Linked DNA regions of Homo sapiens: regions 2, 3, 4, 5, 6 and 7 are each linked to region 1. Evidence: chromatin loops called from intact Hi-C (ENCODE). Cell type or tissue: CD4-positive, alpha-beta T cell. All regions are shown on one strand. Region 1 holds the start of LOC124904530 (a long non-coding RNA gene). Region 2 overlaps ITPKB (inositol-trisphosphate 3-kinase B). Region 3 overlaps ITPKB (inositol-trisphosphate 3-kinase B). Region 4 overlaps ITPKB (inositol-trisphosphate 3-kinase B). Region 5 has its middle 48 kb from the start of ITPKB-IT1. Region 6 holds the start of ITPKB (inositol-trisphosphate 3-kinase B). Region 7 has its middle 16 kb from the start of PARP1.

The links. A loop is a pair of places that touch in the nucleus more often than their neighbours do. Peaks named below come from ENCODE experiments on the same cell type or tissue, not always from the same donor. Only the 100,000 strongest peaks of a DNase experiment are listed, where the experiment ranks them.
Region 2: a loop joins it to region 1, with 5 times the contacts of the local background. A loop is called at or near these places in 26 of 110 quality-filtered maps.
Region 3: it touches region 1 in a loop (4-fold over the local background); 29 of 110 quality-filtered maps call a loop at or near these places.
Region 4: a loop joins it to region 1, with 5 times the contacts of the local background. A loop is called at or near these places in 109 of 110 quality-filtered maps.
Region 5: a loop joins it to region 1, with 6 times the contacts of the local background. A loop is called at or near these places in 108 of 110 quality-filtered maps.
Region 6: it touches region 1 in a loop (6-fold over the local background); 78 of 110 quality-filtered maps call a loop at or near these places.
Region 7: a loop joins it to region 1, with 3 times the contacts of the local background. A loop is called at or near these places in 29 of 110 quality-filtered maps.

The regions. Positions count from the first base shown.
Region 1 is chr1:226,826,279-226,830,278 of GRCh38, reverse strand. It overlaps LOC124904530 (a long non-coding RNA gene), which reads right to left and starts at 2,579. Exons shown (of 2, transcript XR_007066909.1): 1 at 2,434-2,579. RefSeq lists an enhancer at 1,897-2,191. In CD4-positive, alpha-beta T cell, CTCF peaks have their summits at 1,813 and 2,016 (motif pointing right); DNase peaks (open chromatin) are centred at 2,028 and 2,648; H3K4me3 peaks cover 481 bases.
Region 2 is chr1:226,689,522-226,693,521 of GRCh38, reverse strand. The region is part of intron 2 of ITPKB (inositol-trisphosphate 3-kinase B); the gene reads left to right. Among named protein-coding and RNA genes, the nearest start is that of ITPKB-IT1, 16 kb to the right of the region's middle. In CD4-positive, alpha-beta T cell, no CTCF peak of the experiment used is centred here; DNase peaks (open chromatin) are centred at 2,061 and 2,851; H3K27ac peaks cover 3,486 bases.
Region 3 is chr1:226,709,529-226,713,528 of GRCh38, reverse strand. The region is part of intron 2 of ITPKB (inositol-trisphosphate 3-kinase B); the gene reads left to right. Among named protein-coding and RNA genes, the nearest start is that of ITPKB, 28 kb to the left of the region's middle. RefSeq lists enhancers at 510-579, 1,080-1,159, 1,520-1,579, 1,770-1,819. In CD4-positive, alpha-beta T cell, CTCF peaks have their summits at 1,945 and 2,147; DNase peaks (open chromatin) are centred at 593, 958, 1,418 and 2,148; H3K4me3 peaks cover 2,401 bases; H3K27ac peaks cover 3,539 bases.
Region 4 is chr1:226,632,428-226,636,427 of GRCh38, reverse strand. It overlaps ITPKB (inositol-trisphosphate 3-kinase B), which reads left to right. Exons shown (of 8, transcript NM_002221.4): 8 at 1,542-4,000. The coding sequence ends at 1,757. Among named protein-coding and RNA genes, the nearest start is that of ITPKB-IT1, 41 kb to the left of the region's middle. RefSeq lists enhancers at 481-1,264, 3,371-3,520. In CD4-positive, alpha-beta T cell, CTCF peaks have their summits at 1,943 and 2,145 (motif pointing left); DNase peaks (open chromatin) are centred at 867, 1,684 and 2,117; H3K4me3 peaks cover 567 bases; H3K27ac peaks cover 1,946 bases.
Region 5 is chr1:226,625,018-226,629,017 of GRCh38, reverse strand. No RefSeq gene overlaps it. Among named protein-coding and RNA genes, the nearest start is that of ITPKB-IT1, 48 kb to the left of the region's middle. RefSeq lists an enhancer at 979-1,078. In CD4-positive, alpha-beta T cell, CTCF peaks have their summits at 2,169 and 2,370 (motif pointing left); DNase peaks (open chromatin) are centred at 1,007 and 2,347; H3K4me3 peaks cover 389 bases.
Region 6 is chr1:226,737,629-226,741,628 of GRCh38, reverse strand. It overlaps ITPKB (inositol-trisphosphate 3-kinase B), which reads left to right and starts at 2,347. Exons shown (of 8, transcript NM_002221.4): 1 at 2,347-2,588; 2 at 3,966-4,000. RefSeq lists enhancers at 2,341-2,590, 3,214-3,713 and a silencer at 2,811-3,050. In CD4-positive, alpha-beta T cell, no CTCF peak of the experiment used is centred here; DNase peaks (open chromatin) are centred at 2,198, 3,058 and 3,568; H3K4me3 peaks cover 2,896 bases; H3K27ac peaks cover 2,858 bases.
Region 7 is chr1:226,422,194-226,426,193 of GRCh38, reverse strand. No RefSeq gene overlaps it. Among named protein-coding and RNA genes, the nearest start is that of PARP1, 16 kb to the right of the region's middle. RefSeq lists a silencer at 1,501-1,550. In CD4-positive, alpha-beta T cell, CTCF peaks have their summits at 1,320 and 1,524 (motif pointing left); DNase peaks (open chromatin) are centred at 373 and 1,483; H3K4me3 peaks cover 1,274 bases.

The DNA of each region.
Region 1 (4,000 bases):
AAAGGGCAAATCATATTCCTTTGTGGGTATACACCACATTTTGGTGATCTGTTGTTCTGTTGAGGGACATTTGTGTTGCCCCCACCTTTTGGCTATTCGGAATGATGCTGCTATGAACAAAGGTGTGCAGCTATCTCTTTGAGACTGTGCTTTCAATTTTTGTAGTTACACACTCAGAAGTGGAATTGGGGCCGGGCGCAGTGGCTCACGCCTGTAATCCCAGTGCTTTGGGAGGCCGAGGCAGGCGGATCACATGAGGTCAGGAGTTTGAGACCAGCCTTGCCAACATGGTGAAACCCCGTCTCTACTAAAATACAAAAATTAGCCGGGCGTGGTGGCAGGTGCCTGTAATCCCAGCTACTCAGGAGGCTGAAGCAGGGGAATCGTTTGAACCTGGTAGGCAGAGGTTGCAGTGAGCCAAGATTGTGCCACTGCACTCCAGCCTGGGCAACAAAGCGAGACTCCGTCTCAAAAAAAAAAAAAAAAGAAAAAGAAGTGGAATTGCCGAATTGAATGGTCATTCCATTTTTAATTTTTTGAGGAACTGACATACTGCTTTCCACAGCAGCTGTACCATTCTACGTTTCCATTAACAGAGGACAAGAGTTCCAATTTCTCCATCCTCACCAACACTTATTTTCTTTCTTTCTTTAGTTTTTTAATAGTCACCATCCGCATGGGTGTGAGGTGGTATACACTTTTGCTTTTTAGCTTTTATTAAAAGCCTGGTGTCTTTCGGCCACAATCCTTTTCTTCAAAGCCTAACTGGGCACTTCAGTGTTCAGCTGTATATTTCCTTTCTCGAAATATGTACAGTAGGAGTATGTTTTCTCTCTGACTTAGGGAAAACTGAGTTGATGTCTTCAGGTGGGGGAACAATTAGCCAGCAGAGACATCTGCCCCCTCAGAGAGTGCCTGGAATGATTCAGCCAAATTTTCTGACTTGCAAGGGGTCCTTTTCTGCTATTAAGGCTCCTGAGCACCCATCCCAAAGTTGTATGTTCCCCCAGAGAACAGCTTTCCCAGATGGAATCTTGGTGCAGCTGTCGGAGGTGCTTGGGTACCCTTCCAGGTTATATGTTATGTGCATGTGAATTTAGTGATAGGAACCTTGGTCTCACTGAGAAGTAATGAAAAGGGTCTAAAGTCTGTGATGCTAGGCCAGGGGCAGTGGCTCACGCCTGTAATCTCAGCACTTTGGAAGGCCAAGGAGGGTGGATCACCTGAGGTCAAGAGTTTGAGACCAGCCTGGCCAACATGGTGAAATCCTATCTCTAATAAAAATACAAAAATTAGCCGGGCATGGTGGTGCGTGCCTGTAATCCCAGCTACTGGGGAGGCTGAGGCAGGAGAATCACTTGAACCCAGTAGGCAGAGGTTGCAGTGAGCTGAGATCACGCCATTGCACTCCAGCCTGGGCGACAGAGCAAGACCCCATCTCAGAAAATAAATAAATAAGTAAATAAGTAAAGAAATAAAAGTCGGCCAGGCGCGGTGGCTGACGCCTGTAATCTCAGCACTTTGGGAGGCCGAGGCGGGTGGATCACGAGGTCAGGAATTCAAGAGCAGCCTGGCCAAGATGGTGAAACTCCGTCTCTACAAAAAATACAAAAATTAGCTGGGCATGGTGGCAGGCGCCTGTAATTCCAGCTACTCAGGAGGCTGAGGCAGAGAATTGCTTGAACCCGGGAGGCGGAGGTTGCAGTGAGCTGAGATCGTGCCACTGCACTCCAGACTGGGTGGCAGATCAAGACTCTGTCTCAAAAATAAATAAATAAATAAATATAAAAATCTGTGGTTATAGAAGGTAATCATTATTACAACATTATACATTACAGCAATGTATCCTACAATTACGTTGAAGTTCGTAAAACACAAGTGGCACAATTTTTCCTTTTGGAGCCTCAGTCAGGGGTCTTGAGGCGGTGTCCCCAGGGGCACACCCTTTGGTTTCCGCCTCGGAGTGCTCAGCCCCAGCCCAGTGCCTCTGACCGGAGACCAGGGCCGCGAAGCAGCTTGTCTCCCGCTAGAGGGCGCTGGGCTCCTTGGTTCAGATCGTCTTCGGGACTCCAGGGAGGCCTCTGGCTCTCTTCCGGTTTGACTGGGCCTCCCGGGCTCTATTTTTAGGCCTCTGTGTTGGCCTTGGGCGTTCAGACCTGGAGACCCCGCTGAATCAGGGAATAGCGTAGTCTCTCACAGGATATGAGTGGTGACCCCTCAGGAGTCAGGGTCCCTGTGAGGGTGGGGTCACCGTTCACAGAGCACCCAAGGACCACGCAGGGGAGGTGGAGGGGGGGAAGAAGGCCTTTTTCTCACGTTTCGAGATTCGTTCTCACATTCGTTCTCAGACTTTGTTCTCACATTCTTTTTCAAAAGGAAAATAAAATTTTAAAAGAAAAATGCTAGGGACCAAAGAAAAACGTATTCATCTACCTTGACTTCTCCTATGGTACTTCCTGAAAAGTTGAAAATTGTGTGGGAGGCGCAGGAAGCCATCCCTTCTGCTTCCTCACTTGCTGGTGCGACCTCCTCGCAGCGTTTGGGCTCTGCAAGCTTTCAGCGGCACCAGTTCTGAGAGCAGGCGCCCAGGCCCCACCCTCAGCGCTTCCCACTCCATAGAGCCGGGTGTGGCCCAAGAATCTGCCTTTTTTGGCAAACACCTCTTTGGAGTCTCAGGCGGGTAATCCTCAAACCACACTTTGAGGCACTTTCCACGGGGCTCATGTCCTCTGATGCTGTTTGCTTACTTCTTACAGTTCTCACAGAAATTTTACACTCCCAGTAGGAAGCCTCCATGCAGGAATTCCACACGTTTTAGTATTTTAGACTACCGGTTCCTTCTCCTCTGTGCGAGTCCCCAGGCAGGCCCTATCCTGAGTTCTGAAACGTGGTGGTGTCTTCAGCAACCCCTCAGTTCTAACCCCTGCTTCCTCAGTTCTAACCCCTGCTCCCCATTCCCGACCCTCAGCCTCCTACTTCTGATGCTCCGGGGCTGCCCTGAGCCTGGCAGCCTTCTAAATTTCTTTCATTTATTGCACTGAGCTCTTGGAAGAAATCTTCCCTCCTGCGATAGAAGCCCTTAAGTAAGAGTCTGGCTTTCCGTCTCTTTCCCTAGTATCAGGGTCTCACTCAACTCCAACTCCAGACTCACAAACGCACACATGCTGTGTAGCTGCAACAACTGTGACTGTTCCCCAGGCATACTCCGGCAGCTAGACAACAGCTAATGTTCAGGTTTGTGCAGTGCGTCCTGCTTTGATGGTGCTGGGTAAAAGCTGAGGTCACCGGGCCTGGCGGCTCATGCCTGTAAATCCCAGCATTTTGGGAGCCCGAGGCGGGAGGATCGCTTGAGCCCAGGAGTATGAGACCAGCCTGAGCAACATAGGGAGACCCCATCTCTACAAAATAAATAAATAATGTAGCTACGCATGGTGGTGCGGGCCTGCAGATCCAGCTATTCAGGAGGCTGAGCTGGGAGAATTGCTTGAGCCCAGGAGGTTGAGGCTGCAGTGAGATGTGATTGCACCACTGCACTCCAGCCTGGGCGACAGAGGGAAACCCTGTGTCAAAAAAAAAGCTGAGGTCAACGGATTTAGGAATCAGTCATTACCCCACCCATGTCTGAGACAGCTGGGAATAGAACATATTGAGCAAAAATCCACTTTGGAGGCCGGGCGCAGTGTCTCACGCCTGTAATCCCAGCACTTTGGGAGGGTGAGGCGGGTGGATCACGAGGTCAGGAGTTCAAGACCAGCCTGGCCAAGATGGTGAAACCCTGTCTCTACTAAAAATACAAAAATTAGCCAGGCACGGTGGCGGGCGCCTGTAATCCCAGCTACTTGGGAGACTGAGGCAGGAGAATCACTTGAACCCGGGAGGCGGAAGTTGCAGTGAGCCGAGACCGCACCATTGCACTCCAGCCTCGGCGACAGAGCGAGACTCCATCTCAAAACAACAACAACAACAACCACAACAAAATCCACTTTGGAGAATTTGATGC
Region 2 (4,000 bases), 140 kb after region 1:
ATATACTGAGCACACCATAAATTAGATTGCTTACAATAAAACATGTCAGTAGGGGGACAGGCAGTGATCTCTACGGACCCAGTAGGAAGTGGTTCTAAAGTCTAGAAATTAAATTCTAAAGCAGTGACTCTTAGGCAGGGGTTTTCCTAATATCTGTGTGCAAAGAGCTGCCCATCATCGCTCGACAGCAGTTTAGACCAGCTAGGGAAAGGAAGGGCATGGTGGAGGGTCTGACTGCTTCCAGAAGCCCGAAGAGATCTCAGCTCAGTGTCTTGTGTGTTCTGCTTCTGAGTTTTTGGCTGTCACTATTCCCAACAGAAACTGCAGTCCTGCTCCTGAGAAAGCAGAGCTGGGTGCTGTCTGCTCACCGAAGTTGACCAGAAGTGGCTCTTGTAATGTGCTACCTTCAAGGGCTTCTGGACCACCCTGGAGGACAGAGCACCCAAGCCACGGCTCACATGCCTGCCTTGCTCCCTGAGCAGCCGAACCTTATTACCATCACACTTGAAGCAGCTCATCAGGGATTTGTTTGAGGCAAAAGTTCCCAGGCCCAGGAAAAAGCTGAAAGCTGTGGACTTAGGAGCCAGATGTTGAGATTTTGTTGTCTGCTGATTGTTGGCTCTTGTCAGGAAAGGAGGAGGAGGAGAAATGAGAGTATATTCACAGTTGCATGGGGGAGTTTTTTACCCTTTTCTTTTTTTAAAGAAGTTGGTATGTTCTTCAAACCTGAGTATTTATATTTTGAGCACTAACAATTCTACATTTGAAGAATAAATCCCCTGCGTGACATGCTACCTTCAGCTCTCATTCTTGGGACTAAGCTGAGTGGTGATTTGGGGGTGGCTTTCCCTTTTAGTGGCCGGCTCAGAAATAGCCAGCACACTTATTACACAGACTGCCAGGCTCTCTGGAGGAAGACAGAGGCTTTGGAGCCCAAGTTTAGCGTCAGCTGTTCTGTGGCAGTGTAGGGTGAGAATTGGACCTGGTGGTTTATGTTAAGAAGTCCAGGGCTGCAGAATGGGAATGCTTTCTTTAGAAGTTTACCCCCTTAAAAATAATTTCCACTTTCCTATCTATTTAAAGGGGCTTTTGAACTTGTGTTTATGAAATGTCTTCCCGCCATTTCATGTGACTTGGGACACAGCAGCTGGGATGATCTTCCTTTTACCCAAATGGAAAGTTGGGTTGGGCTAGGGCCTATGGAAAAGCTGGAGAAGTTTAGAAGCCAGGCAAGCAGGATTATAAAAAACAAGAACCAGGGGAAAAAAAAAACCCACATGATTTTGAGAGGCAGCCTAGTGTAATGGAAAGAGTGTAAGCTTTAGAGTCAGATGACTTAGAGTTGAATCCTAGCTCTGCTCCTTGGACATATTGCTGAATTTCTTCCATTTCCTCATGTATAAAACTTGAAAGTTACAGGGTTTTGAAGGCTCTTGCATGTAGTAGGCCCTTGATAAATACTGATTCCCTCCCAGGCGTTTTATCTTTGTTTTTTCTGGGGCTCTTAACTTTTCCTCACTGGACCTTTGTAGGCACCCATTTGGGGTTCAGCAGGTACCTGGGAGCCCAGAGGAAAAAGAGTGCTACAGACTCCAGGTGGGCCCTGGGTGACCACTGAATCCACCTTCATGATCAGGGCCCACGCAACACAGAGCTGCTTCCAGAGCTCTGGGGGATTTGCTATTAGCTTGGGGTAGTTTAAAATTGAATCCATCACAATGACATGATGGGGAGACATAAACAGAACATTTGGGAGCAGAGCACAGCTGCTAAGGTGGCATGATAGACTGCTTGGCATTACAGCATTGTTATTTATTAGGGAAAGTTGAAATGGGTCAGAGAATGAAGTTTTCCTAAAGACCTCAGTCTTAGGACTAGCAGTCTCTTTTCATTGTTCCTCCATAAAAATGTTTTGCTCTGCTCTATATTGGGCCAAATGCACCAGCCAAAATACTGTTTTGCAAATTTCAGGGGAGGGGATGCGGCTGCTCATTGTGGGCCCTCCCCTTCCTGCTGTTGACTCAGGCCAGTCTAAGGCGTTCTGTGCTGCATTTGGGGGATTTTCTGGGGCCGATTTTAGAATGCTTGCTTACTGTGCATGCAGAGTCCCCCCAGCCAGGCCCCACCCCAGCACGGCTCCTGCCTCTGTCATCTGAAGCCTCATGGGCTGAGGCTGGGAAGAGAATAGAAGACACTGGTCATATGCATGTGCCCAGAGTTTGTTTGAGGAAGAGATTATACATCCATATTTCCAAAGAGAAAAAACAGAGGTTTTTTTTTTTTTAAATGTGGCAAAGTGTACATAACATAAAATTCACCATTTTAACCATTTTAAGTGCACAGTTTAGTGGCATTACATCCATTCACACTGTCACGCAGCCATCACCACCATCCATCTCTAGAACTTTTTCATTTTCTCAAACTGAAACTACCCATTAAATAATCCCTCTCCCCTCTCTCCTAGGCCCCTACAACCATTAATCTACTTTTCTGTCTTTGTGAATTTGCCTATTTTCGGTACTTGGGATAAGTGGAGTCATACAGCGTTTGTCCTTTTGTGTCTGGCTTATTTCATGGAGCATAATGTGCTCAAGGGTCATCCCTGTTGTAGCATGTGTCAGAATTTCCTTCCCTTTTAAGGCTGAATGATAATCCATTGTGTGTCTATATCACATTTTGTTTATCCAGTCATCTGCCGATGGCACTTGGCTTGCTTCCACCTTTTGGCTATTGCAGGAAACTAGTTTTGACGTGTTGAGATGCAGGCCTGATTTCCCTGCCTGCTTGTGAGGTAGGTGGACACGTTGAATTGACGGTCCTGTGTGTGAGTGAAGTGTGTGCGACTGTGTCTGAGTGTCTGTCCTTCTCAGTTGACGTAAATACTAGGGTTATGAAAAGTCCTGTTTTATATCTGAAGAAACTCTCCCTGCCCACTGGCTTGTCAGAGCCTCTTGATGAAAGGGTAAACAGGAGGTGAGTGCTTGACGTAGGAGGAGTGAGTTATCCTGCCTCAGCCTCCTGTCCTGGAGAGTGTGTTTACTGCAGGCTGCTGTGGGGATGAGAGGACCAGTTTGGGAGCCTGACAGCCCCAGATCAGGACCAGTCTCAGAATTTCTTTGTTGTGTGACTTTGGCTAGGTCACTTTAACTTTTCTGAGCCTGGTTGTCTACATCTAAGAGGATTTTGGGATCCATATTAAATGTAACATGTCAAAAGCTGTTGCCCGGTGCCTGGCTGATGGTATGTATTCAAAACACCTTCTCTTCCTTAAAGAAACGCTTATACACTGTTGGTGTGAGTGTAAATTAGTTCAACCACTATGGAAGACTGTGGCGATTCCTCAAAGACCTAAAGACAGAAATACCATTCAATCCAGCAATCTCACTACTGGGTATATACCCAAAAGAATATAAATCATTTTATTATAAAGACACATGCATGTTTATGTTCATTGCAGCACTGTTCCATAATGGCAAAGACATGGAATCAACCCAAATGCCCATCAGTGGTAGACTGGATAAAGAAAATGTGGTACATATACACCATTGAACACTACGCAGCCATAGAAAGGAATGAGATCATGTCCTTTGCAGGAACATGGTTGGAGCTGGAGGCCATTCTCCTCAGCAAACCAACACAGGAACCGAAAACCAAATACTGCATGTTATTATAAGTGGGAGCTAAATGATGAGAACACATGGACACATAGAGGGGAACAACAGATACTGGGGCCTTTTGAAGGGTAGAGGGTAGGAGGAGAGAGAGGATCAGGGGAAATAACTAATGGGTACTAGGCTTAATACATGGGTGATGAAATAATCTGTAAAACAAACCCCCATGACAAAAGTTTACCTATGTGACCTGTACATGTACCTCTGAACTTAAAAGTACACAAACACATATGCATGCACACACACACACACACACACACACACACACACACACACACACAAATAAAACCTTCCGACAAAGGAAAAAAACCCACAAAAACCTTCTCCTC
Region 3 (4,000 bases), 120 kb after region 1:
TGAGGAGATAGGGTGCCTGGCCGTAGTGGATCTAAAACGGGATGACACCGGAAACCTGTGGGGAGGACGCCGTCCTTGTCGCCCCTTGACAGAGGGGGCACAGAGGCCTTAGAGAAACAAAAATAAAAATAGCAATTGTTTGCCACTTCCCTCCCTAATAAAGTGTTCTCTCCAAACCTGGTTTCCACTCTATTTCTGAACTGTTTCGCCCCATGGTGTGTAGGAAGCCAGGGTAAATGTGGGAGTGGGAGGAAGGGGACACAGGCAGCAACTCAAAGGAAGGCAGAATTAGTAGCCGTCTGGGAACCGGGGGCGGGGGCATTCTAGAAATGCGAAGAGGTCGAATAGCCAGCTGGGTCCGGAGTCTCCTCACCTCTGGTGTCTTAGCGGAGCATGAGTGTGTATGTATGTGTGTGTATATGTGTGTATATTTATTTGCGCATATGCACGTGTGTATGTGTGTGTGCATGCATGTGTGTATATGGGTAAGTGTGCAGTGTGTGTTTACGTGCATGCATGCATGTATGGGTGTAGATATGTGGGTGTGTAGATAAGTGTGGGTGGGCACATGCGTACACCCACTGGAGGGGTGCGATGGAAGTTGTGTGCAGCTGCGTGAGCGTTACTGACCATCCTGTGGTTTGCTGATAGCTGCTTAATCTGGGTTGTGTGTTTCCTCCCTCCCCAAGCAGACACTCAGGGTGCTCCGTGATGCACCGGGACGCTAATATTTTCACACCTGCAATCTGTATTGTTCTTTTCTCCTTCGGAGAGCAATATTGCCCTTCTGGGTGCTTAAGCAGGAAACACAGGACCAGATAATTTAAGAGGAGCCTTAATGCTCAGGGCCAGAACAGACAGACGGGCCTGAACAAGGTCACAGGCCGTCCAGGGAGTGCAGGGCTAGGGCAATGCCAGCCCACTTCCTTCCAGCCGAGCGCTCCCTTCACGGTGACCACCTTCCCTTCAACGTCTTTGTTTCCCGGCTGTAAAATGGGCATGTTGCATACAGCTATGTAGGAAGTGTTTGCAAGTGCCCAGGCTCTGGGAATTTGAGTAAAGAAGGCCCTTTGTCAGTGGCGCACACAGCCTCGGCTTTCTTCACCTTGTCAGTTGTCCATTCAGGTGGAGTAGCTATGAACACCCACTTACCCTTCACGTATCCTAGGATCAGGACTGTGCCTGCAGTGACCACGAAGGCTGGGGAGCCAGATGGCTATGGACCTCACGAGGGCCTGCCAGTTCCCAGGAAGGGGGTCTGGGCTGCCAGGACAGGGGGCAGCAGCAGGACTCAGAGAGAGGGGTTGCCTCGCAGTGAGCCCTGCCCATCTCTCGTGCGGTGGGAAGGTGGTTTAAACCCTGCCCTTACCCCATGCTCTGAGGTCTCCGGAAGACACAGGTGCTATATATAAAACTAAGACTATTATCTCACTCTTGCTAAGTTTCCACCCTCGCGGCTTACTGTACACCACCGGGGAGAACATTTCCTGAAGCCCTTCTCCCGGAGCTCTGAGGCCAGGGTGAGGGACGCCTTCTGAGAGAGAAAACCTTCCCCGCAGGGAGGCCTTTTGCAGAACAGGGAGGAGAATAAAAATGTCCAGGCAAATGCCCAACCTCACCCTAGTGAGCTTCCCACTAGCTGAGCTGGGGACCAACATGGTACCAGCCTACAGGGAAGCCCCTCATCTTCCCCCTTTTGCCTTTTAACATGGAGTCTCTGGGTCAGGGATGGACACGGTGGTGAGGGATGCTAAGTATGAGCAGACACCCTAGTGGGTTCAGCTCAAACTCCAGAGGGGATGGGGATGGGCAACACTCCTGAGGAACTTCTGTTCAGCACTCGTCATCGCCAGGACAAATGATGGGAGGTCCAGGTTGGGAGGTTTCCATTTAAGCGTTGGTTCCTTGCAATTTCCCTGGGTAGTTTTTTCAAACAACCCATGATTGTCATTTTCGGTCGGACGATCCCCATTGTTTGGGACTGTCCAGCACACTGAAGGTCACTGAGCATCTGGGCATCTGGGCCTTGGAGCACTATTTGCCATTGTGCAACATACACAACACACACACACACACACACACACACTCTCTCTCTCTCTCTCTCTCTCTCTCTCTCTCTCTCTTTCAAAACACCCTCTAGGGCTGGAGGCAGGTACTGCATCTGGTTAGGAACCACTGCAAGGAATTATTTACCTTGGCAACATCTCAAGAGGATATCGAACTGGAGTCAAAGGATTTTGGGGAGGTGGAGTAGGAAGGAGGTAGAGGATGTTAGGCTGAGAAATGTCCTGTCAGCTTGGACATGGTGTTGGCCAAATTTTTTTAAGTGAAGAATTTTCATTTTTTTTGTCCTATTTATGAGCACCCAATTGACTGAGCACCCTCAGTTAATTGGAGAATCTTGTGCATTTTGTTTGGCTTTGTTTTCATTCTTTCTTAATAAGAATGTCTTAATAAGATGTCTCTTAATAAGCACTATTACCTGTGGGGCCAGCTTCATGAATGCAGTTGCACAGGCCGCATGCTCAGAAGGGCCCTGCTTTTGGGGTTGAATGCCTGGCCCATTGCTGCCTTGAAATTCTTAATAATTCTTTGAGTTGGTGTTTGTAAGTGAAGTCCAGTGGGACAATGAAGCATGAATTCTCTGGGCTCCAGTCCCACCTGACTTCCTTCTCCCCACCCCTGGCAACTACTGACTCTTCTGATCCCATCAGGGGCCTGGGTGAAGGTTCAGGGAGGGATAGAGTTGGCGTCACTGGTGTCCCAAGGCAGGGTGTGGTGGCCATCCCTACCCCAGGCTGGCAGGGCCAAAAAGTGGACAACTGCATGAGAATCCAGCTCACTCCAGATCCAAATACCAAGCGTGTCCCAGCATGAGTGTGTAATCGCTTTGGGTCTGCCCAGGCAGGTGTGTGGGAAGAGGGGACCTCTCTGCTCCTGGCCCAGCACCTGGTAGAGGACGGCAGTAGACGCTTAAGAGTGGCCAGAGTCAAGGGGCGGGATCCCAGCATCTTGTGAGACTCTGCACTCATTAAACAGCAAATAAGAAACACTGTATCAAGTTGAGAGAAACCCTGCAGAAGAAAGGAAGGAAACGGTTTATTTTAGTACGTTTTATGGCACTTTTTTCCTGCTTTTTGAACAAGGGCGCTGCATTTTTACTTTGCACTGGGCCCTGAAACTTACGTAGCTGGCCCCTACTTGCTTACTTCATTGCTATCTGCAGTTTCTGTTTATTTTCTGTCTCCCGTTTCTAAAAAGAAATAACTAGTTAAAAGGGCTCACCATGAACACAGGTGCTTCCATTTGTTTCCCCCTTTCTGTTCTTCTGAGGGACATTATCACCAGCCAATCACCAGCTGCCCCACCCCAGACTTCTTTTCCAATGCTACCTGTTAGCACGGCACCTTCTGAAGGAGGCCGTGAGTCAGGGGAGAGGAGACAGGGGCAGGGAAGACAGATTTATCTGTCACTGGGATGTGGCTGAATTTTGTGGTGGGTGGGTTGTGAATCTTCCCATTAGGGAGTGATTTCTTCCCAGGTAGTTATGAGCTAGTGCTGGCCCCAGGCAGGATGCTGTCAGGATACTAGACAGGGAACCATAAAGCAAGGTTGCAAGAAATGAGGCTCTGCTCTCATCAGCAAGCTTTACTAAGGGACTCTCTTCAAGCAGGGAGATAGTGCTGCACCAAACAAGTTAAGCACTGTCCTTGGGCAGGAGTATCATGCCGTAAGACATGGCCCAAGAGAGAATGACAGTGAGGAAACCTAATTGCAGGTCAGGTGGGCCTGTAGACAGGGACAGGTGAGGGCTAGGCCCTGCCCACTGCCGCTTCTCACCGTTGGTCCCCAGTCATGGAAGTTTCATATTTAGACAAAGGAAGGTCAGGGAAGTATCACGTCTTCTGCTTTACCTAGGAAGTTCTTGTTGGGGGGAAGTTGGATGTCAGGAGCCACTGTGCCTGCCTCTACCCTAGTCCCCTCCACAGCCTGCTGCATA
Region 4 (4,000 bases), 190 kb after region 1:
GCCTGGAGAGGATGGCTGCGAGGAGGGGGTGGCACACCCAGAGAGGAGACTCAGGCTTTGCTGTGCCCCTAGCAGGGAGCTCGGTCCTTCTCGGAATGTTCTTTGCTCTCCTTGTCCCCCAGACCCTCAGCTCCTCCTGTGGCCTCTCCTTTCCACTTGATGAAGCATCCTCCTGCCACCTGCCAGAGCCCCCTTTGCCCCAGCTGCCTCTCTGGACGATGGGGGTGCTGCCTGGCTGCCTGACCCCAGGGGCCAAGCCTGGGAGAACTTAAGGCCACAGAGCTCTGTCTCAAAGCCGTTCCCACCCTTCTTCAACACTTCTGCTTTTATTTCTTGGAAAAGCATTTTGTTCTACACTTTTTGGGGTCTCCCTTAAGGTCTAGAAAGAGGCCAAATCAGCTTGGGTCTGTTGTTTTCCACCTGCGAAGAGGAAGCCCCTTTTTTGGGCTCAGCCTCGCCAGGGGCCCCACCTGCCCTGCACTGCTGGAAGCTGGAATGTCACCTGAGCCCTTTCTGTGCCCCCGGCCTTCCTCTGGCCCCACTGAGGTGATGCAGGGGTATGTGTGGCCATATTTGGGAAAGCGCCTCGCTCCCATGCAGAGGCTCTGAGCTCACCCAGGAGGGGCAGGCTCTTTGGTGCCCACTATCCCTGGGCCAGGCTGGGAAGGCCCTATAGGGTCTGCCCACGCTGAATCTGCAGGGGTTGTGCTGCTGGGGTGGGGGTGCTGTGTGCATTTGAAACAGGTTCTTCACCACCCCCGCCCCGGGATAGTTTGGACGCTCCTGGGCACCTTCCCCTTCACTGTGGTTCCCTGCAGAGTGTTTGGGAGGAGTCAGGTTCTAGGAGGCGGAAGGGCGAGGCCCCAGATTGGGTTGTGGTCTAGAAAGAGTGGAAAGTTTGCCCAGGTGCAGTGTGATTCATGCCCGTAATCTCAGCACTTTCCGAGGCCAAGGCAGGAGAATGGCTTGAGCTTAGGAGTTTGGGACCAGCCTGGGTAACATAGTGAAACCCTGTCTCTACAAAAATAAAAAACAAAAAGTTAGCCGGGCATCGTGGTGCATGCCTGTAGTCCCAACTACTCGGGAGGCTGTGGTGGGAGGATCGCTTGAGCCTAGGAGATCAAGGCTACAGTAAGCTGAGGTTGCACCACTGCACTCCAGCTGGGGCGACAGAGTAAGACCCTGTCTGGAAGGAAGGAAGGAAGGGAAGAAAGGAAGGAAAAGAAGGAAGGCAGGAAGGAAGGAAAGAAAGAGGGAGGGAAGGAGTGGAAAGTGTGCAGGCCAGAGTCAGGGGGTGAAGGGGTGCCTGCTGCTGCCCACACAGAAGGGTGGTCGCCGACCCTGGAACCCGATGCCCTCTGCCCAGGCATGGCCATTCTTGGGCCGGCTCTGCTGCCTGTCTGAAAATGGGGATTGGAATTGCAGGCACCCAACTGTCCGGCCTGAGCGAGCCTCCCCACCTGGTCACCCAGGCCCCGGGCCGCAGTGGGGAGGGCGAGGCCCGGGCTTCAGCTCACCCTTCACCCCCATGTTCTCCTCAGGTCATTGGCAGCTCCCTCCTCTTCATCCACGACAAGAAGGAACAGGCCAAAGTGTGGATGATCGACTTTGGGAAAACCACGCCCCTGCCTGAGGGCCAGACCCTGCAGCATGACGTCCCCTGGCAGGAGGGGAACCGGGAGGATGGCTACCTCTCGGGGCTCAATAACCTCGTCGACATCCTGACCGAGATGTCCCAGGATGCCCCACTCGCCTGAGCTGCCCACGCCCTCCCTGGCCCCCGCCTGGGCCTCCTTTCCTCCTCCTGTGCTTCCTTTCTCGTTCCTAACTTTTCCTTCACTTACACCTGACTGACCCTCCTGAACTGCACTACAAGACACTTTGTAGAAGAGGAGATGAGAGTTTCTAGTCATTTTCCTAACTTCAGGGCTTGGAGGTGGTGTTTGCACTGCTTTTTGTAGAGAGGGTCACCTACTAGAAGAGAAATGCCCAGTCTTAGAGGTGGGTCAGGTGTAGAGCTGGAGGGGGTCCCTGGCTGCTGAGGGGACCCTACCAGATGAGCCCTGCCTCTGGGAGCCCCCTAGGAAGCACCAGCCTGGACCTACCACCTGCGGAGGCCTGCTGCCCCCTGGCGGCCAGTGCTGTTAGAGTGCTGCCAAGCACAGCCTTATTTCTGCCGGGGCCTCCCCACCGGAGAGCCCAGGGGGCCGGCCGGGTTCCTGGTCCCTGGCTGGGAGCAGGGCTTTCTGGTAGTTGGGGCACAAAACCATCGGGGAACCACATGTTGACTGTGAGCAAAGTGTCTTCCGATTAGCAGCCTCAGGGATGCCCTGGTGGCCTCTCCAGGGCTGCTCAGGCAAGGCCCCCCACCCATCTGGTATGGAAACCTGCCGGCTCCAGGCCAGACCCAGGAGCCAAGAGAAGGCTGAAGCCAGCTTGGCTGTGTTCTCTGATCTAGGCCTTCCCAGAGGAGGCGAGCAGAAGCTGTGCCACTTGGAATTGCAACCCATGAGTTCAGAAGGCACACTCTGCCATGCTGAGCTCCAAGGGTGCTACCAGGGGAAGATGGGATCTATAGAGTCTCTGGGCCCTGGCCCCAGGGAGGAGCACATTTTTCTTGACCCTCACCTACCTGGTGCTAGTTGGTCAACCCTGCCTGCATACATGGGCTCCTGTCATGGGGCCCAGAGTCCCTTGCAGATATAGAAATAGGGGAGGAGCTCAGGTCTGCGCCAGGCAGGAAGAAGGCAGGCTTCTGGCTTCCAGAGGTGCCGCGGTGGCCTCCTGGCATCATTTGTTATTGCCTCTGAAACAAGCCTTACTGCCTGGAGGGCTTAGATTCCTGCTTCTCCAATGTAGTGTGGGTATCTTGTAGGGTATGTGGTGGATGCCAGGGCGTGCTCCAGGCACCTCTTCCTGAAGTCTCTGCATTTGGAGATTCGTGGAGAACCTATTTAAGCCCAATTTTAACTGAAAGCCAGTGAGTCTGATATGGAAGGGAATGTAAAATTTGCCTGACTTCTTAAGAACAAAACCCCCAGCTCTGTGCCCCATGCTCCTTGGGGCTTGCCACCCACTCCTTTGCTGTCAGAGGTACAGGAGCTGGGAGAGTCCAGGAGCTAGGGACACAGAGGGAGACTATGGACCAAGGTGTGTGTGTCTGGAGGAACCACTGCCCACCCCACCACCCCGGGGTCTCTGGGGAACTGTCAACCTGCCCACGGGACATGTACATTTCCCCTTTTGTGCTGGAAGTGTGAGTGACACTTGCTGGGGGTGGAGGGTGGGACACATGAGGATGTATAAGTACAGATTTTAAAAAAGGAAATCAACTTACACTTCCTGGCTCTTGTTTAAAACAGTGGTGAGCTCCTGTGTGGGCCGACTTGCTAAAGGTCACACACGCGCCCGGTGGAGCACGAGAGACCTCGTGGCAGCATGTGATCTGGAAGGCAGGCAGGACGGGGGCGTTGGGGAGCCAAAGTCAACTCTGGGCCTCTGGAGCTATAGTGACTTTTGGGCTAGAAGGGACCCTGGTGGTCTGTGCTTCAGCCATTTGCAGGGCAGGGGCATCATTAATTCAGACGTAAAGATTCTATGAATATGGACTGGCCAAAAGTTATCCTTACTCCATCTGTGAAAGAAGTTTGCTAAAGCAAATCATGATATGAACAAAAATTACAGGGGACCTGTTTAAGAGAACAAAATGTTCCAAGCACTTTAGGCAGACACCAGCTGTTTGCAAACAATGTGCTAATATGCAAATGATGTGCTTATTAAAGGAGGCCCATGGGGCCTCTTATTGGCAATACTTGGCTGTGGGTTACATTAAATATGTGAACATAGTATGAAGTAGCATCATTTTAGGGTTATTCTGTTACTTAGGGTTTTTGTTTTCTGTTTTTTTTTTCTCTTTTTTTGTATTTACCGTGCTAGTTCTCTTCTACACCTACTCTGTCTCTCAAGCCATTTTGCCACTCGCTTCCCTGCCATCTGGCCC
Region 5 (4,000 bases), 200 kb after region 1:
GGGCCCAGGCTTGTAATAACCCTGCCCAGTAAGACATCATGGACGAGTGGCCCCTTCGCCTGCTGCCTCTAGTGTGTGACATTTCTGTGCGTCAGAGACCTGCCTGGCCCCTGGCCCCCTCTTTTCCACTCCCTTAACCGCCCAGCTTCTGAACAGGCGTCACCTTAGAAATATGGCCCACCTGATTTCCTAAATAGTCTATTGGAAACAGCCATGCCATTAATTTATGTTTGGTCTGTAACTGCTTTAGTACTATAATAGCAGAGTTGAATTGTGTAGTTGTCACGGAGACCGCGCGGCTGCAAAGCCTAAAATATTTACCATCTGGCCCTATACAGAGAAAGTTTGCCAACTCCTGCCTGAGAATAATGGCAACCAGTAGCAATTAAAGATTGCTTTGTGCCAGGCACCATACCAGGTGATTAAAGCTAAGTAGCTTAATCTTTATAAAAAAGTCTATGATCAGCTTCGTCGACCCCACTTTGTAGGTAAGAAAGCAGAGGCACAGAGAGGGTGAGTAACTCATCTAAGATCACACAGCTGGTAGGCAACAGATGCAGGCTTTGAAACAAGGTTCAAAACCTTTCCCTGACTCTGCGCCCTATTCCTGAGCAGTCCAGGAGGTCTCCACAGCAGCGGGGTTTGCCCCGGCACCAGCACTATTCTGGGACTACTGAGACAGCCGTTGTCAAGCTGAGTCCTGGTTTGGGGACCTGGCCAGGCCCTGTGGAGTATGGACAGCTGAGTTGCAGCAACCCTTGGCTCTAGCCCCCAAGATCAACTGGCAGGACTTGCTCTCCAGCAGGACTGGGGGAGTTGGGGTGGGGTGGGGATATGGTTTGGCTCTGTGTCCCCCCACTCAAATCTCATCTTGAATTGTAATCACCACATGTCGAGGGAGGGACCTGGTGGGAGGTGATTGGATCATAGAGGTGGTTTCCCCCCTGCTGTTCTCATGATATAAGTGAGTTCCCACAAGATCTGATGTTTTAAAAGTGTTTGGCATTTCCCCGCCTCGCTCACTCTCTCCTGCCACCACGTAAGACGTGCCTTGCTTCCTCTTTGCCTTCTGCCATGATTGTAAGTTTCCTGAGACTTCCCCAACCATGCAGAACTGTGAGTCAATGAAACCTTTTTTTTCTTCATAAATTACCCAGTCTTAGGTAGTTCTTTATAGCAGTGTGAAAATGGACTAATGCAGGTGGGGACCCTGGGTCTCTCTAAGGAGGCACTGTTTTTGTTCTGGGCTCTCTGAAACCCTTCAGGGGAGCACAACCTAGGCACCCCCCACACCCCAGTCCTCTCTCCTCACAGCAGACTGACTGTGCAGAACCAAGTTTACTCTTTAGCTCACAGGCTGGCTCCCATGCCCTCCCACAGAAACACGGAATATTATCCTAGTTCCCACAAACACCTCGAAACAGTGGACAAGTCATTTTTCTTGCTGTTTTACTGCAACAGCTGTGGCCCGCTCCTGGCATTTCAAGTGCCATGCATGGGCCTGAGATGACAAATTCAACAAGCAAGTGAGAAAGGGAATGGCAAACCAGGAGTGAGAAGATGGATTTCATGCTTTAGCAAGACATGAGGGCTTGCAGGGTTTTTTTTAAACAAGAAAATAACGAGTTGATGTAATAATGACAACAATAATACAAGAGAGGGTCAAAGTGCCATCAGACACCTGTCTCAGTCTGTTTGGACTGCCATAAAAACACAGCACACACTGCATGGCTTAACTGAAATGTATTTTCTCACAGGTCTGGAGGGTGGAAAGTCCAAGATCAAGGCCAGGCTAGTTCAGTTTCTAAGGAGGGCTCTCTTCCTGGCTTGCAGACAGCCACCTTCTCACTACGTCCTCACACTGCAGAGAGCACACTCCTCTGCTTATAAGGCAACTAGCCCTATTGGGTTAGGGCCTCACCTTTATGACCCATTCAACCCTTACCATCTCCTCACACGCCCTATCTCCAAATACACATGAAGGGTTAGGGCTTCAACATTTGAATTTGGGGTCGATAACGGTGCATCTGTTGCTAACTAACATCCTGGACGGTTTCTAACTTCCAACCTGTACCTTTTCAAACTTGTGAATGAGTAAAGCAGTTTTGGGGGGAAAAAGTGCAATGCTAATTTCTGTGGCTTTCAATGTGGCAACATGTGTTTGGGTTATTTTAAAAATAGCTTCTGCAAATTATGGACAAACAGTATCTTACAGAGCCAGTTTGCTGTCGACAGCAGCCCTGTTTTTATTTCAATGGAAAAAAAAATGCCCAATTTTAGTCATGCTTTCTGAGAACACGTGCTGGAGTGAGATCAAGAGGGCCGCCTACAGAGGCGTCTGAAATAGCCTGGCGCCGCCTGCAGAGGCTGCCCCCTTCTGGACGGTCGGGTGCATTACAAGGTGCCCGAAGAAAAGGAAGACGGGTCAGGAGCTCAGCGACGTCCAATCCTGTACCCCCAGGAATGCCCTGGAGAAGAGAAAGCTCCCTTTCTTTCATGGCTTCTCCCAGCCTGGCTACATCTTTGCCCTGGCAGAAAGGCAGTGACCATGGCAATGATGAAGGAATCGCCAAAACCAAAGGTTAGGGAGGGCTTCCTGTGTGCTGGGCAGGGTGGTGCACACTGTACACCGGTTACTTTATTTCATCTGTACACTACTAGCACCCCCAGTTGAGGGGGGTGCTATTAGTGTTATCATAAATACATGTATAAATTAGGAAACATGCTCAGAGAGATTGAATAATTTGACCAAGTTTGCACAGCTAGTGAATGCCAGAGCCAGGATTAGAACCCAGATATAGGGCATGGCGTGGCAGTGGTCGGGTTCGCAGGCACATGGCATGCAGTGTGAAGAGGGCCGTGGTGGGGCAAACATGGGGCTCCACGGAGTACAGAGGAGGCCTGACCCAGGAGAGGGACAAGAAGGTCACTGAAGGGAGGCTTTGCAGAGGACGTGGCACCAGGAGATTGGAGGATGGAGCAGAACATGAAGGTCACAGAGGCACCTCCAGAGCATGCTTCATCTGGAGTCACTCCAGGCAGTGGGAGCAGAGGACCCTTGTGGAGCTGGTGAAGGGGTCAGGGCTGGATCACGACCTGGGGAGCCAGGGTGAGGCGCATGGACTTTCCTGCAGTGACAAGCAGGTGTCCTTGGAGGCTGTCAAGGTGGGGCATGATGAGATCACATTTGCATGTGATGGGGTCACTCTGGCTGCCTGTGGCTTAAAGAAGGGAAGACAATGCGAGGAGATTCATTAGGAGGAGGTCAGGTGAAGCAGAGGAGAGATGATGGGGTCCTGAAGTGAGGTCAAGGCCATGAGCAGGAGAGATGACGATGAGGTTGCATGGATGCCCTTCCACTGTGGCTGTAACATCGTGGGCCTGGGTGTCCCGAGAATGACTGGCTGGTAGGCCAGAAGCATGGGGATGGCCCACCCTGAGCTGGGAGCATGGGAGGACAGGCAGGACTGGAGGGCAGGGGAGCAGGGAATGAGTTTAGTTGAGACACATCTAGTTACAGGTGGCTGTGGGACATCCACATCTGAGGCCAACTGGACACGTGGGCCTGGAGTTCAGGAACCAGACCTGGGCAGGAGTCATGGGGATAGCATCAGAGGATTGCTGGGGCGCAGCAGGCAGGCAGACACACACTGCCGCACTCAGTGAGAAATGCAGAATTGAGAAGTGGATGTGCCAGTGAGTCCTGAAGTTTCAGAATTAAAAGAAAAACATCAGATTATTAACAGAGATTGGTTTGAGTGATGGGATAATGAGTGGTTTCTCTTTTTTTTTTTTTTTTTTTGAGAGTTTTGTTCTTATTGCCCAGGCTGGAGAACAGTGGCGCGATTTTGGCTAACTGCAACCTCCGCCTCCCAGGTCCAAGCGATTCTCCTGCCTCAGCCTCCCAAGTAGCTAGGATTATAGGCATCCACCACCACACCTGGCTAATTTTTTGTATTTTTATTAGAGATGGGGTTTCATCATGTTAGTCAGGCTGGTC
Region 6 (4,000 bases), 89 kb after region 1:
CGCTTTCATTTTCTCATCTGTAGAATAAGGATAATAATGATGCCTGCCTCGTAGGGTTTTTAATGAGGATAAAAATGTATAAATATTTATAATGTGTCTAGAACAGTGTCTCGCAAATAAGTACTATGTAAAATATTCTTCTCATGTTCATTTACAATCATGGAAGACAACTAGATTCTCTCTCAGGATGCAAGCTCACTATGCTAGCTTCCAGACATGGGTTTTATTCCATCTTTTCCCCAACCCCTGTTGCTCTTGGTGGCACAGTTAGAATTTTAGACTGGTAGAATCATCAGCTAGCCCCACCTCGAGCCCAAGGCAGAAACCCCTTCTGCATGTCACACCTGACAGCTGCTGGCTGCGTTCTGACCAATAATTCTTCAGGTTGACTGCACATTCAAGAAGTCTAAGTTTCTCAGCTACGGAAGCCTGATGATGTCAGGCTGTGAGGTGGCAGTGAGGTTTCCCAGGGATTGGGAAGCTAAGTGTCTGTGCTTAATGTATGCATTGCTAGGTCCTTCAGTTTCTTCCACCATGACACCTGACATGGGTATTGGCCTCTACTAGAACAAAGGCCCCTCAGACATGAACTCCAATGACTGGGTCTCCTGAAAACTGGCAACTCCTCTTTTTTGCCCCTAGGGAACCAAATTAGGGTCAAGGAGAGGGCTGGCTTCTCTTTCTTAGGAACTGCTCAGATCCTGAATAACTGCTCAGAGACCTGAATAACTCTGGGCTCTTTTTTTTTTTTTTTTTTTTTTTTTTTAGATGGAGTCTCACTCTGTCGCTCAGGCTGGAGTGCAGTGGTGAGATCTTGGCTCATTGCAACCTCCACCTCCTGGGTTCAAGCGATTCTCCTGCCTCAGCAGCCACCCAAGTAGCTGGGATTACAGGAGCGCACCACCACGACCTACTAATTTTTGTATTTTTAGTAAAGACAGGGTTTCACCATGTTGGTTAGGCTGGTCTCGAACTCCTGACCTTGTGATCTGCCTGCCTTGGCCTCCCAAAGTTCTGGGATTGGGCTTTTTTTTAAAAAAGCCCCATTGAGGGTAGGAGGGTAATTAGGTTCAATTCTTCCATTTCTAATTTTTAAAAATTATAAAGTTTTCAACAGTGTGTGATTCTCAGGTATTCTTGGCTAGAAGATCTCTTGATTTCAGATTTAGCATGAGCCTCTTCCTGATGGAGCAGCAGGTTGCTTTGCTCACTTAACAGTATTGTTACATAAACAAGCAAGAGATCTGTGTGCTACAAGTAAAGTCAAAATTTCCATCTGAATTTCAGCTAATCATGATATAAGGACCAATTCAGGCTTTGGATGTTTCAGTCTCCTGAGCCGTGCAGCTGTGTTTTCCCTCCTTTCACTAAATGCTGTAGTTTAAGATTTAGAGAATTATGTAAAACACACTGGCAGTGCCAGGGCTTAGAAGGGGTAGGATCCCCTGCCCAGTAATGTTGGCTGATGTTCTTTCTCCCTTTTTTGCTGATAGTAGGGGAGAAAGTTTCTTGAAAATGATCCAGTCTACAGGAGACAGTCTACAAGGGTCTACAGGAGCAAGAGGGGTTTCAGACGTTACCCAAGCCTTCTTAGTTTCAGGACTATGCTTTTTCTTAAAATAATTCTGAGAATTAAGTGCAAAAATATGCGAATGTCACATGTGCCGTGTGCATTTATAAATAAATGTGACATGTAAAGGTGTATTTATATATCTACCAATTGCACTGCAAAACCATCCCCAGCTCATAGACCAACCAGTCTTCCAAAATACTACTGTGATGCACTTAAAACCTGCAACTCTGCAGGAAGGTGACCTCAATGTACCTTCTTTGAATTTGCAGAACTGTGTACAAGAACACAAACTGTTTATACAGGATTGTAGCCTTTTTTAAATGCTAAAAAGGTCCCCATGATTTGCTTTGTTTAAGACATACACTCAAAACTTTATTAAAAACATTTTTCAAAAATAGTTTCATAAAGCTAGACACATCAGCAAGCCTCGATTGAGGGGTGGAAAATGAATTGTATATCTTTAAACCGCAGAAGTTAAAAGCCTTTTTTGTTGTTGTTAGCTAACAATGGAAACTTTTTTTTAAGTGTTTCCCTCCCTCGTCTTGCCAAGCAATAGAAAAAAAAAAAAAAGAAGAAAAGAAAAACTTGTTCCGCTGAGTTCAACCCCAGACAGGCTCACAACTTCCTTCCTGCTTTCCTCCCCCAAGCCTCCGCCTTTCTCCCTCCTCCCTCCTCCACTACCCCCCCCCCCAACAACTTTTCTTTCTTTCTTTTTTTTTTTTTTAATCGTGCATTGAACAAACACTGAAGTAGCCCGGAGCAGACACTGACAGGGGCAGTATCTCCACGGTCGAAAAGGGCGTGCAGGGCCGGCTTGGCGTCGCCACTGCCGGGATCGCCGGGCCCCTGAACCGAAGAGCTTTCCCCCCTCTTTCGCACTCCTCTTTTTTGTCTTCCATAGCTTGTGAGAAAATAATTTCTGAGCATTTTTACTTTTAAAGCCATCTCGTCCCTACGAGGTTTGCGCCTCTGGGCATGTAGTCTACACAGGACCTGAGAATCTGAGAAACTGCAGGTAAGTTTGGCGGCCTTTTAATGGCTCTCGCCTCTGAACAACCCTCTTTTCCCTCACTTTCTGCTCTGGAGCGAATCTCGGCGTTCCTGGTTCCGAAACAGGGCAAAGGGGTGGGCTGGGGAGGCAGGGAAGGGGGTTTGATTTTGGAGGGTGACATGGAGTGGCGGTGGGGAGAAAATAGGGAGAGACGAGGTCTCCGCATTTCTCCTACCCGCCTTCCGGGCCGCTCACTCCGCGCCGCCTCCCTCAGCGCGCTCCAGGAGTCCCCAGGCTGGGGTCTCGGGGCGGCTCTGCTGGCGCCGGGCGAGGCTGCCCGGGATGCGGAGAAGCCCTGCGCTCCGCGGCGCTGCCCTGGGGTGTTAGAGCGCCGGCTCCTGGGAGGTTTGCAGAGCTAGAGGCTCTGTGCACCTAGGGCTGCTGCCCGGCTGCAGCCATGCACGCCCCTAAGTTCCTCCGAGTGGGCGCGGGTCCGGGAGCCCGCAGGGGCAGTCGCGTCCTCGGCAACAGGGCGCGCTGAGAGCGGACTCGCTCCGCGCGCGTGCGGCGTATACACACACGCGTGTATACACACACACTCACAGACACCCCCCCATAGGGGACGACGGCAGGGGGGCAGCAAGTACTGGTTCCGGTAAAGAGAACGTGTAGAACCTCGGTGCGCCCACACTCACAAAACACTTGTCTAGGGATAGGCGACAAGGCTAGCCCTGAAAAATGCTTCGGCTGCGGCCCCGCTGCCCGCCCAGGCCTTCGTAGGCCGAGAGACACAGCCCCAAGGCTAGGGTCAGGAAGGTAAACGGCGGGCACGCGGGCGCCCTCCCAGATCCGGGCGCTGGCAGCGGCTCGGGCAAGGCAGGTCCCGCTTAGGTTCCCTCCGAGCCGGTCGGTCTCTGATGCCCCGAGAGGGTGGAGCAGGGAGACCCTGAAGCCCAGGGCGAGGGCTGCCGGGTTGCCCTGGATAGCCAATGTTTGCTCAGGCTGGGGAGACCCGGAGACGGTGGCTGGGGTGTCCTCAGCCCGGGAGAGCTGAGTCAGCCGCGCCCCGCACACAGCATACTTAGGAGCCAAGGACTTGGACCTCGCTTCTCGCCGGTCCGCGAGACGAGTATTAGGATTGGGATTTGAAGGGACCTCATAAAGCGCATCGCAGCCTGGGGCGAGGTGGGGGGCGGGGAAGCACACCCGAAACCGCGCTGGCGACCGAGGCAGCCGGGGCATGCCCTCGCCGAGCCTCGCCGTCCCCATAGGTGAGATGTCCGGTGGCGCTGGGTCCCGGATAGATTGTGTTCCCGGGGCTCTCTCTGGGTTCTGCAGGCGACCCCCAACTCCCCCCGCGCGCCCTCCAGGGTCCTGACTTTTCTCCTTGTATCTCCACAGCCGCACGGTTGTTTATGGAGCTTTGGGCGGGGGCT
Region 7 (4,000 bases), 400 kb after region 1:
AGAACCTTTATGTCTAGCTCAGGGATTGTAAATACACCAATCGGCACTCTGTCTCTAGCTCAAGGTTTGTAAACACACCAATCAGCACACTGTGTCTAGCTCAGGGTTTGTGAGTGCACCAATGGACACTCTGTATCTAGCTACTCTGGTGGGGCCTTCGACAACCTTTGTGTCTAGCTCAGGGATTGTAAACGCACCAATCAGCGCCCTGTCAAAACAGACCACTGGGCTCTACCAGTCAGCGAACGTGGGTGGGGCCAGATAAGAGAATAAAAGTAGGCTGCCGGAGCCAGCAGCGGCAACCCTCCTGGGATATTCTTCTGCAGTGTGGAAGCTTTGTTCTTTCGCTCTTTGCAATAAATCTTGCTACTGCTCACTCTTTGGGTCCACGCTTTTTTTATGAGCTGTAACACTCACCGCCAAGGTCTGCAGCTTTACTTCTGAGCCAGCGAAACCACGAACCCACCAGAAAGAAGAAACTCCTAACACATCCGGCCATCAGAAGGAACAAACTCCAGACGCGCCACCTTAAGAGCTGTAATGTAACACTCACCGCGAGGGTCCGCGGCTTCATTGTTGAAGTCAGTGAGACCGAGAACCCACCAATTCCGGACACACTGGGAGCAAGGGGCCACCAGGTTGCTTAAGGAGGGGTGAACTGACTCAGGTCAAAAACGGAGCAGTTCAAAACTCCCGTTCTGATCAGTAGTGGAACCGCACCTGTGAGTAATCACCGTACTGCAGAATGGGCAACATAGTGAGACCCCCATGTCTAAAAATAATAATTAAAAATTTAAAAAGAAAAGGATTTCCTGTGGAGGATTTTCAAAATACACTGGCCTAGGTTTCTGTCCCAGAGATTTGGATCTGGGCCAGGGCCCAGGTGTGTATTTGAGGGGTAATAAATGAAATTAATACATGTACAGTGCTTAGAAGGGCTCACATTATCATGCAAAAAATGTTAGCTCTGTTATTCATTGTTATCCAAAAAGTCTATTGAGTATCTACTCTGTGCAGCACCGGAAATACACTGATAAGCCCACATCTCTGCTCTTTCAGAGCTTACAACGTGCAGAGGAAAAAACAAACAACAAAAAATAAAAAAAAAAAATTGAAACTAGCAAATTCAAAGAGTGCTATATCCAGTCTGCCCTCAAACCCCTGCCTTTTCTGCCTCCTAGGACTATCCTCTTCTCTCCTCCCACTGCCACTGTCCTGGTCCAGGCCGCCATCACCTCTCACCAGGATGGCTCCAACAGCTCCCAATTTTCTCTGCCTGCAGCCTTGCAGCTTTCCTCACAATGCAACCAGAGGGATTGTCTAAAAGGCGCATCTTCCTCCTCTCCTGCCAGTTTCCAAATCTCTTCTCCAAGTGTGCTGCCGGCAAATTAAACAAGACAACCAACCCAGGCTGGAGTAGATCTTGCGGGTTTCTTTCATCAACATCACACCTCATTAGGTTGATTTGTGTGTTTCCAGAGTTGCCTGTGCTGGGTGAGTGTGTGTATTTTGAACACCATCTAGTGGACAATAGGGCAATTTATTTCCAGGCTATGGAATGAACTCCCCAAGCCCTAGTCAATCTTTCGAACTTCAAAGATTTAATAAGTAGCCAGATTTTAAAAGCAAAGATTGTTCTTGACCCCATAACAAGATCAGAGTCAAAGGCAACTTGCAGCCTGCTTCAGAAGCTCCACTCTGCCAATAGGCCAGAGGGAAAGGAGGAGTAGGGTGGTGCCAAATAGAGGTAACTTTGGCCGTTAAGATCCTTTTGTCCTCACCCCAGATGCTGGTTCCTTGCTCTCCCTGTAGCTTCAGATTCTCAGCTGGTTTCCCATCCCTTTTCCTAAAAGGACAACAGCCCTGCCTAGCAGATTTCAAATTTCAGTCTACCAAGCACTGCTATTTCGCTCTCTCTCTCTCTTTTGTCTTTTTTTAAAGAGACGGAGTCTCACTCTGTCACCCAGGCTGGAGTGCAGTGGCACAATCACAATTCATTGCAGCCCTGAGCTCAAGCCATCCTCCCACCTCAACCTCTGGGACTACAGGCCCATGCCACCATGACTACCTAACTTTTTAAAATTTTTTGTAGAATGGTTGGGTGTGGTAGCCCACATCTGTAATCTCAGCACTTTGGGAGGGCAAGCCAAGGGGATTGCTTGACCCCAGGAGTTCAAGACCAGCCTGGGCAACATGGCGAAACCCCATCTATACAAAAAATTCAAAAATTATCCTGGCATGCTTGTAGCATCCTGCGCACGCCTGTAGCCTCAACTACTTGGGAGGCTGAGGTGGGAGGATCAGTTGAGCCTGACAGGAGGAGGCTGCAGTCAGCCAAGATCATGCCACTGCACTCCAGCCTGGGCAACAGAGCGAGACCCTGCCTCAGAAAAAAAAAATTGTTTTTGTCGAGACAGGGTCTCTCTGTGTTTCCCATGCTGGTCTCGAATGCCTGGCCTCAAGCAATCCCCCTGCCTCGGCCTCCCAAAGTGTTGGGATGACATCTGTGAGCCACCACACTTGGCCCCCAAGCACTGCTATTTCCCATGGTAAATTAATAAATTGGTGTCCTGATTTTCATATCAGTCTCCCAATGGGTTCCCAATGGATTCCTTCTGGATACGTGGACAAAATTGAGTTACGAGACTAAGAAAGCTCAGTGTCAGACCCTAGAACATGGTGAGCCCATCAAGGTCAGGCCACCTGGTCATTCCTTGAGCACCAGTCAACTGGCCTCCCTGTGGAATGGCCATCTTGTCACCATCACAATTACATCTCGAGAATGTGAGTGCTCAGAGCATGGCCTCTTCTCAGGCTGGCAAGTCTTGACCAGAGGGCATTCATTTAATATCAAATATTTATGGAGCTTCCTCTGTGGGCCTCACTAGAGTCTTAACATGCATTATCTTTCTTAATCTTCACATTGGCCTCCTAGGTACATACTACTATTATCTCCATTTTACAGGTGAGCAGATGGGCCTAGAGAGATGAAGAACTTTGCTTATAGACACAGAGCTAGCAAGAGGCAGGTCCTCCTGGGATTTCACAACCTGGGCAATTTAACTAGCATGCCTTGTGTGACTCTGGAATGAGGACCTAGATTATCTGTCAGGGACCTAGTCAAAAGCTTTCTTCTTCCCTTAATTTCTGAGAAAACTCTAAGCTGGACTTGTTGAATGGCTAGCTCTGTAATCTCCCAGAGGCTCAATCCTTACTTTTAACAAGGTCCTGTTGATGAGTGGCCCCAAAGAAGCTGCCTGTTAATGGGCACCAGCACCCACTGGGCACAGACCCTTGGGAAACCATAGTTTGCGGTTACAGGGTAGGGCTGTTAATTTATTTCCCCTTTAAGGATGCCCAGAAAGAAGTGATCCTATGGAGAGACACTGTTCCCTGGACCAAGGACACCTGCCCTTCCATGGCCCTTGCTTACACTATAGGCAGACCCCTCAAGCAGATGGGCACAGTGCAATGGATCCTGCTTCATACTCCAGCAGACTCACTCACTGCAAGGACAATCAGACTGCCCGAGAGCCCTGCGCTTCGCAACATGTTGCTTCCCACCTCCAAAGACAGACCCAGGGCAGAAGTGCTGCGGAGAGCTTCCGTTGGGTTTGTCTGCTCTTGGTTTGTTGTTTGAAACTTTTTATTGTGAAATTGGGCCAAGCACAGTGGCTTATGCCTGTAATACCAGCACTTTGGGAGGCCGAGATAGGTGGATTGCTTCAGCCCAGGGGTTTGAGACCAGCCTGGGCAACATGGTGTAACCCCGTCTCTACAAAAAAAAAAAAAATACAAAAATTAGCCCGGTGTGTTGGTGGGTGCGTGTAGTCCCAGCTACTCAGGAGGCTGCGGTGGAAGAATCAGTTGAGCCCAGGAAGTTGAGCCTGCAGTGAGCTGAGATCCCGCCACTGCTCTCTAGCCTGGGCAACAGAGTGAGGCCCTGTCTCAAAAAAACAAACAAACAAAAAACCCTTTTATTATGAAATATATGAATGTG